Linked DNA regions of Mus musculus: regions 1, 2 and 4 are each linked to region 3. A link is a loop called in an ENCODE intact Hi-C map of the cell type or tissue named here. Cell type or tissue: heart. All regions are shown on one strand.

Evidence for each region. Peaks named below come from ENCODE experiments on the same cell type or tissue, not always from the same donor. Only the 100,000 strongest peaks of a DNase experiment are listed, where the experiment ranks them.
Region 1: a loop joins it to region 3, with 2.1 times the contacts of the local background. A loop is called at or near these places in 3 of 42 quality-filtered maps.
Region 2: a loop joins it to region 3, with 1.9 times the contacts of the local background. A loop is called at or near these places in 6 of 42 quality-filtered maps.
Region 4: it touches region 3 in a loop (4-fold over the local background); 13 of 42 quality-filtered maps call a loop at or near these places.

Annotation. Positions count from the first base shown.
Region 1 is chr17:42,926,277-42,928,776 of GRCm38, forward strand. No RefSeq gene overlaps it. Among named protein-coding and RNA genes, the nearest start is that of Cd2ap, 51 kb to the left of the region's middle. In heart, no CTCF peak of the experiment used is centred here; no DNase peak of the experiment used is centred here.
Region 2 is chr17:42,814,589-42,817,088 of GRCm38, forward strand. It overlaps Cd2ap (CD2-associated protein), which reads right to left. Exons shown (of 18, transcript NM_009847.3): 12 at 1,839-2,004; 13 at 1,357-1,499. Among named protein-coding and RNA genes, the nearest start is that of Cd2ap, 61 kb to the right of the region's middle. In heart, a CTCF peak has its summit at 948 (motif pointing right); no DNase peak of the experiment used is centred here.
Region 3 is chr17:42,874,588-42,877,087 of GRCm38, forward strand. Cd2ap (CD2-associated protein) reads right to left here and starts at 1,837. Exons shown (of 18, transcript NM_009847.3): 1 at 1,726-1,837. The coding sequence starts at 1,729. In heart, a CTCF peak has its summit at 1,159; DNase peaks (open chromatin) are centred at 1,244 and 2,114; H3K4me3 peaks cover 2,500 bases; H3K27ac peaks cover 2,152 bases.
Region 4 is chr17:42,942,521-42,945,020 of GRCm38, forward strand. No RefSeq gene overlaps it. Among named protein-coding and RNA genes, the nearest start is that of Cd2ap, 67 kb to the left of the region's middle. In heart, a CTCF peak has its summit at 1,090 (motif pointing left); a DNase peak (open chromatin) is centred at 1,001.

The DNA of each region.
Region 1 (2,500 bases), 52 kb after region 3:
CTGCCTTCCAGGTGCTGGGATTAAAAGTGTGTGCCACCACAGTCTGGCTCAGAAGATTCTTTTCAGAATTTATTTATTATTTATTTATTTATTTACTTATTTATTTATTTATTTATTTATTTTTCAAGTATGATGGTTTTATGAGAAATGTCTCCCACGGGCTCACACATTGAAACATTTCTTCTCCATTTGGTGGTGATGTTTGGGAAGATTTCAGATCTTTCTTCTGGCCTCCAAGGGCATCCCACACACACGTGGCATGTACACACAGACACACATAAACATAAAGTCATACTTTTAGAATCCTCAGTATGTAGCTCTGGCTGGACCGGAACTTGTTTTGTAGATCAGGCTGGCCTCATACAGAGATCCACCTACCAATGTCTCTCAAATGCTAGAATTAAAGGCATGTGCCAGCACCCTCATCAAATACTACTTTGTTTTAGCAAGCAACCAACCTAGTTAGGTCCTGTGCTGATTAACTTCTGTGAACTTAATAAAAGCTATAGTCAGCTGAGTGGAGGGAGCCTCAACTGAGAAAATGCCACCATCAGATTGGCCTATAGCCAAGTTTGTAGGACATTTTCTCTTCCTTCTTTCCTCCCTTCCTTCCTTTTTTTTTCTTTCCCTAACTGTGTCTGACTGTGTGCCCCTCACTGGCCTGGAACTTGATTTGTAGACTGGGTTGCTCTTGAACTCAACCTCCTAAGTACTGAGATTAAAATTGTATGCCACCATGCCCAGTATGAAGGGTATTTCCTTGAGTAATGACTGATGTTAGAGACCAAGTAAACCCTCTGTGGGTGATGTCACCCAGAGGCAGGTGGTATTTGGTGGTATTAAAATGTAGAAGTAGCAAGCTAAGGTGGTATAAGGTGGTATAAGGAATACCATTCCTTCAAGGTTTGTGCTTCAGTTGTTGCCTTGAGTTCTTTCCTTGACTTCACTCAATGGCCAGTAACCTGGGGTTTGTAAACCAAAGAACCACTCTCTGCCCCACGTTGCTTTTGATCCTGGTCTCTATTCCAGCGACAGACAGCAAACTAAGGAAAATTCAGCTAGTGTTTTTCGATGCACACTTGGTGCTATTGTCAAACAGCAAGTCAGTTCTCAAAGTCTTTGTGAGGTTGTCAGACCTGTCCCGTGTGTACTACGCACTGGCTAGCCTGATACTGGAGAAGCTAGTGTACCTGGTAAATTCTTTAAGTCTTCTAGAGTCATATTACAGGAGCATGTCACAGCTTGTGCGTTCACTCAACACCCACTGAAGAGCATGTGGGTTGTTTCCAGTTTATGGGTATTATAAATAGAACTCCTGTCAACAGTTTTAGATGGGGCAAGGTCCATGTGTATATAGTATTAAAGTGAACTCAGCATTTATAAATAAAATTGTTAGACAGTTTCTCATTGTACAATACAAGCTTGCCTTGAACTCACAGTCTTCCTGTGGCAGCCTCTTTATTACTGAGGTCACAGCAACGCACCACCTCATCTGGATTTCACTAATAGCATTATAGAGTCACCTATTAAAGCTCTTCTTTCAGCCAGGCAGTGGTGGCGCATGCCTTTAATCCGAGCACTCGGGAGGCAGAGGCAGGTGGATTTCTGAGTTCGTGGCCAGTCTGGTCTACAAAGTGAGTTTCAGGATAGCCAAGGCTACACAGAGAAACCCTGTCTTGAAAAACCAAAAAAAAAAAAAAAAGAAGAAGAAGTCATATCTGGTTAGGTTTGGCAGCAAGCACCCTTACCCACTGAGCTATATCTCTGGCCCAATTCCCACTTTTTCCCATTGGCCTAAAACACTTGGTGTTTTAATCATCTTAACATAAGTTGCCTGGGAAGAGGAACCCTTAATTGGAGAAATACCTCCATCATGTCGAAGCTGGTGGGGCATTTCCTTGATTAACATGGGAGGGCTCACGTCAGAGATGTGCCATTTTTGGGCAGGTGATCCTAGGGTGCCTAAGAAAGCAAACAGAGCTAGCCATAAGGATCAAATCAGTAAACAGCATTCTTCTGGGGCCTCTGCTTCAGTTCCTGCTTCCGGGTTCCTGTTCTGCTTGAGTTCTTGTCCTGATTTCACTCAGTGATGGACTGTGATCGGGAGATAGAAGCCAAATAAATCCTTTCCTCTCCAAGTACTTTTGGTTATGACCTTTATTACAGCTATAGCAAGCCTAACTAGGGCAGGGCTCTATTTATACTGCTGAACTACAAACCTCTCCAGGCGTGTCCACCTTTCAGAGCTAAACCTTTTGATAACAGGAGAAAGCAAAACCCCAAACAAGAAGATTGAAGTTTCACAGACCAGTGGTATTTTAGGTTCTGGGTTTAACCCTTTCTTTACCACCTTGCCATTGTCTACTTTTAAAACAGGTGCTCCAGGCATTCTGGGGTAATCCTGTAGCTGCACTGATGAGAAAAGACATGGAGGAGTGTGCTTACCCGTATCTTGGCCCAAATCATAACAGATTCTAATTAGCACCATGCAAACTAATAC
Region 2 (2,500 bases), 60 kb before region 3:
AAATATTGGTACTGTAGCACCATCTAGAGAAGGGTGGATCCAAATATGACAAAGGGATTTATAAAACATTAAAATCAACTGATTAAGTGAACTGAAGATAAAGCCTTTGCATTGATAAATGGAAATGAAACAAGAAAAAAACGGGATTATAAAGTGTAGTTACTGTTGAAGTTGAGCCTGAAGCTCAACAGTCCTCTATGGCACTAAGACTTTTGACAGAGCCATCAGAGCACTTTTCTATATGCACGGACTGTAGCATTCTCCTCATTGGTGATTGAGAGTACTGATGTGTCTGTGGCTCACTCTGTTATCATATAAAATGGAGGAAACAGCATCTATTTCCTAGGGTTACAATAAAAATAAAAACATACGTAAAAAAGTCCTTTAAGAAATGTAAGAAATTTAAAAATGTAAAATTTTATATGAAATAATATCTAGTTCCACAAAGTAATGACGCTCTAACATTCTTAAAAGGTAGAACTTAACCAAGATGTCTGTGCTTCCAGCTCTCCACCTTCCCACTGTATAGAGAACCAGAAGAATGGACAAACACAAGATGGCCAAAAACAAACAAAAAACAAACCAACAAACCAACAAACTAAATCTAAAGAAACACTATTTGGTAAACGTGAAGCCTACTGATAATAAAAATATTTTCTTGTAGATAACAGGTTTCTCCAGATAGATTTTTTAAGGTTTTTGGGGGGTTTTTTGTTTGTTTGTTTGTTTTTTGAGACAGGGTTTTTCTGTGTAGCCCTGGCTCTCACTTTGTAGACCAGGCTGGTCAGAAATGTGCCTGCCTCTGCCTCCCAAGTGCTGGGATTAAAGGCGTGCGCCACCACTGCTCAGAGATTTGTAAGTTTTATAAACTACAACTACTGCTAGCACTGAAAGTCTATGCCATCCTAGTATTTTTTAAAAAGCAGGTACAGGTTGTAGCCAGAAGAGGGCTTCAGATCCCCTGAACTAGTTACAGGCAGTTGTGAGCTCATGTGGTTTAAGGAGGAGCAGCCAGTACTTTTTCTTAACCACTGAGCCATCTCTCTAGTTCCTCATTTTCAAATCTTAAAAACCAAAAGGTACTCAACTCCAACAAATGTAAAAGATATGGTCATTACATAACAGTCGAGACATAATGAAGTACTAAGCATGTCTGTCAGTCTACTCATGTTTTGCTTCTCAGTAAGAAATCTCAGCTCAGTCAGGACTGTGTTCTGCCCACCTATCGTCCTCTGGCTACTAAATTTTAAGCCAGTTCACCTAGTTGCCATCCTTTACTTCTGCAAGGTGCATACACAAATCTAAGATTCTAAAATCCATCTGAGTTCTTTTTTAATCTTGCCCATTCTGGCTTACCTGTTTCTTTTGAGTTCCTGGCTACAAAGGCATCAAGGTCTACTGATTTTGGTCTAACTGGCAATTGTTCAGGATCTAGCTTTGGTTTTGATACTGGCTCAGTATCAATCTTTGAAGAAATTATAGAAACTTCTCCATTAATTCTGAAATGAGAAAACAAACATTCAAAAATCACTTGGAGGTTAAATAGAACTTTTAAATAATGATGTAATGGCATTAAAGATTTTATGTAACAGAACACTAATTTCCATCTGTTCTGAAAAACTATGCATAAACATGAGCTAACCCTAAAATTGATCACAACAAAATCAGAAATGTAAAGTTTCATTCATTTATTCTAAATATATGATTAACACTTAACAAAATTAATTAACAAAGAGATAAATGTACGGGGAACAGATATTTAAACTTTGAAAGGTAACAGAGCTCTGTAGGTCAAAGGTAGTTAATTGACGTCGAATTCTAAATTAGGAACGGCTTACTTGGCTGCTGGAGGTGGCGGAGGGACTGGCTTTTCTGGCCGCTTTGGGTACACTGCTCCAGGCGACCTCAGTAAGTTACTGGCTTTGGTGGGTGCAGTGGGCTTTTTGGGCGGGACTTGAGGAGCAGCTGGTTTAGAAGGTTTCTGTTCTAACAGTGATTTTTCATCTGATGATTAAAAAAAAATATTTAATAATAATAAAAACTTGTTTAGCTTTGTTTTTCATATTGCCAGCTGGAAAAACGAGAGGCAGAGACCATTATTAACCTTCATATTCTATACAAGTATGCACTGTTTGGCGGTTGCACTTTAATGTGTCTAAGAACCTTTTAAAAAATGATCCATGGGAGCCAGAACTCACTAAAAACCTGATTAGAAATAACACATGCTTTCTTAAGCTATGCTTCCAGTAGTCTTCGCTTGCTATTAGGAGTGATAACACTATTTTATGAAGTAATTCAATGAATAGATATTTCTTAATAGTGCAAAAATGCTTAAAGAACTGTATTATGAATAACTGTCTGCCACATTCGTTAAAAACCAACAAAAAGGCAGCAAACACTTACATACATCACACTACATATAGCATATTCATTTCCTTATGTTTCAGGCACTAAGCACAAACATTAACAGAACATCTGTACACATAGTTCAAATCCCTAG
Region 3 (2,500 bases):
AAAGACAGGGAGAGGAGGTGAAGAGACAGAGACAGAAAGAGAGAAGGAGAAGACCTTATACTCAAGTATAGACCTACTGATTTTCCCCTATGCAAAAATCACAAATTTAAATGATCTCCACGGTTTAAAAGAGAGAGAGAGAGAGAGAACGGGGAAGGTGAAAGGCGATACTAATCATAGTTTCAAGCCCATCGGATAACCAGCAGTTCCAAGGACGGGTACTTAAAATAACTGCAAACTGCAAAGAACTGTCTGTTGTTTAGCACCTGGTCCAACAGTATACAAGATCCAAGGTGGTTAAAAGGGCTCACAGCAACTCAAAGTCACAAAATGATGACTCTGGACCATCAAAAGATGTTTAATTACATTCTGCATCCTGACTTAAGACAGATAAGAATTGTATACTTAATTTTAGCTTTTCATCCCAATCAGTTAAGCTAGCTTTTGATGCTTTAGAATAAGCCTGCAATTACCCCGTAAACTCAACTAATCAAGTGGAAAGGAATTCATTTCAAAGTCCCTAACAGCAAATGTTTGTCTCCTGAGTCAAAAAGCACTTGGTGTATAAAAGGTACACAAAGCAGGAGGGAAGCGGAGGGAGAATAAAATTAGAAGCTCTAAGAAAACAGAATAGCCAGTGTCTGTAAACACTAGCTAAATTTGTCTCCCACAAAACAAAGTGTGGGCACGGGGTGCCACATCAGCAGAGCTCCTGTTTTTGTTGGGCTTCTAAATCATCCGCTAGTTTCCTGAATTATTAATTTCAGTAATGGTTTTAAGCAGCATCGACTCTGGAGTGAGAACGTGATAATGTCTTTCTGATTTATACCACAAAACCAAATACTGGTCTTACACTTTTTGCCTTGTGGTAACACCAAGCTGGGGGCGGGGGGGCGGGGGAGAAACATACTTTTACTTTACTTTTAAATTATAACCATTCGAGGGAGCTCGTGTCTAGCCCAGACGCAACTTATCAAAAGAACTGTTACACCACTGAACAAAACTCCTTTTCAAAGAAGTCCGCTGCGACGCTTGCTCTCTCTCTCTCTGACTCCAAACGAAAACCTGAAGAACGCACAGAAAAACAACCTTGTGGCCCCGGTACTTTTGCTCGCCTCCAAGAAGGAAGTCTCCCTCCAAACAGGAAACAGCAAACAGCTCCTCCAGAGGTTCCAACTGGGAATCCTAGAATAACCGAACCCCTAACCCAGTCCTCAGGAGGAGGAAATTCGCCGCGCTGCTAGGTGCCAACACACCTGACAAGGCAGACGACGAATACCAGGAAAAACGATTTCAAAAAACTGACCCACGAAAAGAGGAAGGGGAGAGAAGTCACAAATCACTGCCAAAAAGCCCAGCCGATCGCAAAGAGAATTAAGTTTCTTCCTGTGCTTCCAATTCTCTATGACAAAATGTCTGTGTGTGTGTGTGTGTGTGTGTGTGTGTGTGTGTGTGTGTGTGTGCGCGTGCATAGTAGATGTGGGGGTGTGAGTGCATTCTTTTTTAAACCAATCTGTACCAAGCCACCGAGTAGCAGAGCTGCAAGTGCCACTTTCTCAAGTTCGCGATCGCCCTCCCCCATGGAAGTCAGGGGCTCCCAGAGGGCGCAGGGCAACGGGTCACGGGTTCGAGCCCCGCTGTCCCGCACAAGGACCGACGAGGGGAGAGCCCGATTGGAGCCGACCCGCGTGCGAGGAGCCCAGTGGCCGGCGCGGTAGTGCTTACCCATGCTGCGGCTCTGGCGGGGAGAGCGCGGCCCCGCGGCCCCTTCTGTGCACCGGCTCAGGCGCGGCGGGGAAGCGACTCCATCCGCCCGCGGCGCGCTTGGCCGCTCCTCACGCCCGGCCTCGGCCGCAGCCCCGGCAGGCGGGGGTGGGAGGGGGGGTGGAGAACGGGGTCCGCGCCTGAGCACAGGGCGCACTCAGCCACGCTCCCGGGCCGCTTCCGCTCGCAGCTGGCTGAGGCACTTGGCGGGGTCTCGCACGGTCAGCCCGCACCCGCTCCCTCGGAGGCGGAGCGCGCCACGCTCGAGAACGCGGTGGCAAGCCACGGGCCCAGTGTGAAGAGAGTCGGGACCCGGCTGGGGCGAAATCTCGCGAGAACGATCTGGGATTCCCGGCCACGCCCCCTGCGGCCCCCGCGCGCGCCACCCAGGCTCCGGCAGCTGGTGCCAGGTGCGGTGACGTCACGCGGGGGCGCGCGCCACCATCCTCCAGGTGTGGCGGGCTGCGGGCACTTGGTCTCCCTGGGGTGTACGACACAGCTGGCTGCCCGGCCCATACAGATACCAAAGGGGTTCTGCAAAATGAGCCCCGGTTACCCCACTTTCTTTTTTCTTTCTTTTTTATTTATTTTTTTTTTTTGCAAAGGTGTCGCTTGTGAGAGATCTAAAAGAGAACAGCTATGGGAGCGAGAACTTCGAAGTTCAAGGCGGGGTCCCCTTCCCCCCCCCGCAAATGTGGGGACCCCACAGTTCACCTACAGAGTTCCCTGCGGGTCA
Region 4 (2,500 bases), 68 kb after region 3:
CTACACAGAGTGATCTTGTCTCACAAAACAAAACACATTTTAAAAGGTGGTAGTTACAAATTGAAGCAAAATTGCATTTCACTGTTACCCTTTGTCACGTTGGGATGTTAAACGGAACAATTTTTATATAACGACAAGTGGTTTATTTATGGCGCAGTGGACGTATACCCATGTCTGATGGTTTATGGAGGTCAAAGAAAAACTTTCAAGACTTGTTTCTCCCTTTCTACCATGTGGACCACGGAGGGGGAAAGAGGTTAAGTTGTCCGGCTCGGCAAGGCAAGCAATCATCTTTACCCACCGAGTCATTTCAGCCACCCAAGTATACTGATTTGTTAAAAACTTTATTTATTTACTTGTTTGTTTGTTTGTTTGTTTAGTGTAGAAGTGTTTACCTGCAGGTATGTGTGATGCCCTCAGAGGCCGAATCTTCTGAAACTGTAGTTACAGATTGGGAACGGCCGTGTGGGTGCTGGAAACGGAACCTGGGTCGCCTACAAGTGCAGGAATTGCTGCTCCACTTCTGTACCATTTCTCCAGCCCGATCGATCCCCTTCCCCCATACTAATGATATGTAAATATCAGACAATTCCTCCATGTAAGAATAAAAGTTAATGTTAGCAACCAGAGTCTCTGTGTTAGATGTCTGTCTCTATCTTTCTATCCCTTCTCTCTCTCTCTCTCCCTCTTCTGTCTCCTCCTCCCTCCCTCCTTTCCTCCTTCCCTCCCTCCCCCACCCCTCCCTTCCTTTCTCCCTTCGTTCCTCCCTTCTTTCTCTCATATGCTGAGTATCACTATGCAGCTGTGGTTAGACTGGAATTTGCTGTGTTCATCAAAGCTGTCCATGAACTCTGTCTCCCTTGTGCTGGGATTTCAGGCTTGGGCCACCATACTCTTGGAAAGGTTTGTCCTCTCCGTTTACTGACCTGGCTTGTATCCCTTTAGATACTTAGACATTTACACGTGTATGAATTTACACTTGCCGCGGGTTAAGAGTGCTTGTCAAGCAGCAATTGTGGATTTATTTCCTTGCCAGCTCTTGTCTGCCAAGAAGAGAACTGATTTGGACCAGTGTTGCCATCTAGTGGTCACTATGGAAAATGCAAGACGTATTTACTATGTACAGCGGAGAGGAAGTTCTACTCCTAGCCGAGGTTAGTGGTAATTAGAAGCGCAGGCAGAGGAAGAGTTAGGAGGAAGAAACCAGAAGAGATTTGTTGTAAGGGTTTCCTTATGCAAGAAGGGGTAATGTCTTGTTTGAAGAGAGGGAGTTCTGATGTCAAAAAGTAGAGAGCAGTCCTTAAGTTATCTTTCAGCTAGCTGGCGGTGGTGGCACAGGCCTTTAGTCCCAACACTCAGGAGCAAAGGCAGGCATATCTCTGTGACTTCAAGGCTAGCCTGGTCTACAAAGTGAGTTCCAGGACAACCAAGGCTATTACACAGAAAAACCCAGTGTCAGGGGAAAGAAAAGAAAAGAAGAGAGAGGAGAGGAGAGGAGAGGAGAGGAGAGGAGAGGAGAGGAGAGGAGAGGAGAGGAGAGGAGAGGAGAGGAGAGAAGAGAAGAGAAGAGAAGAGAAGAGAAGAGAAGAGAAGAGAAGAGAAGAGAAGAGAAGAGAAGAGAAGAGAAGAGAAGAGAAAAGTTATCTTTCAAGAGTTTGGGAGCACAAAGGTCCTTGTGCCTACAGATTGCTAGGGAAACCAGGACTGTTAAACACGAGGAGTTGTCTTTTCAAAGAGAAAGATGTATAACCTGTTCTTCCACCCAGAAGGCTGGGAGCTGGAGGTGATTAACAGCCTGGTGATCTGCATTATCCGAAGGACCAGGCCATATAAAGCTCCCACACCAGGGACCTGTCTTAGTTGGGGTTTCCACTGCTGTGAAGAGACACCATGACCTAGACAACTCTTCTAAAGGCAAACATTTCATTGTGGCTGGTTTGCAGTTTCAGAGGTTTGCTCCTTTGTCATCAGGGCAGGAAGCAGGGCAGCGGGCAGACAGACACGTGCTGGAGAAGGAGCTGAGAGTTCTACATCAGGATCCCCAGGAGACTGTCTTCTGCAGGCAGCCAGGAGGAGGCTCTCTTTCCACACTGGGTGGAGTTTGGGCATAGGCTACCTAAAACCCCACCCTTACAGTGACACACTGCTCCAACAAGACCATATCTAAAACCCCACCCCTACAGTGACACACTGCTCCAACAAGACCATATCTACTTGAACAAGGCCACACCTCCTACTAGTGCCATTCCATGTGGGCCAAGCATTCAATGACCAAAACTAATCAAACCACCACAGACCTGAAGATACTCAGTAGTCTAGATGATCCTTACATTATGTATGTCCAGGTACATAAAGGCATATTATGTATGACCAGGGGCTCCTTCAAGCAGGACCAGAGATGGCTAGTAACTCAAATAACCTCTGCTATCTCTATCATTGAGACCATGCCGGATTCTAGCTGAGGCACTTAAGCTGATACATGTAGCCTATCTCTAGAACT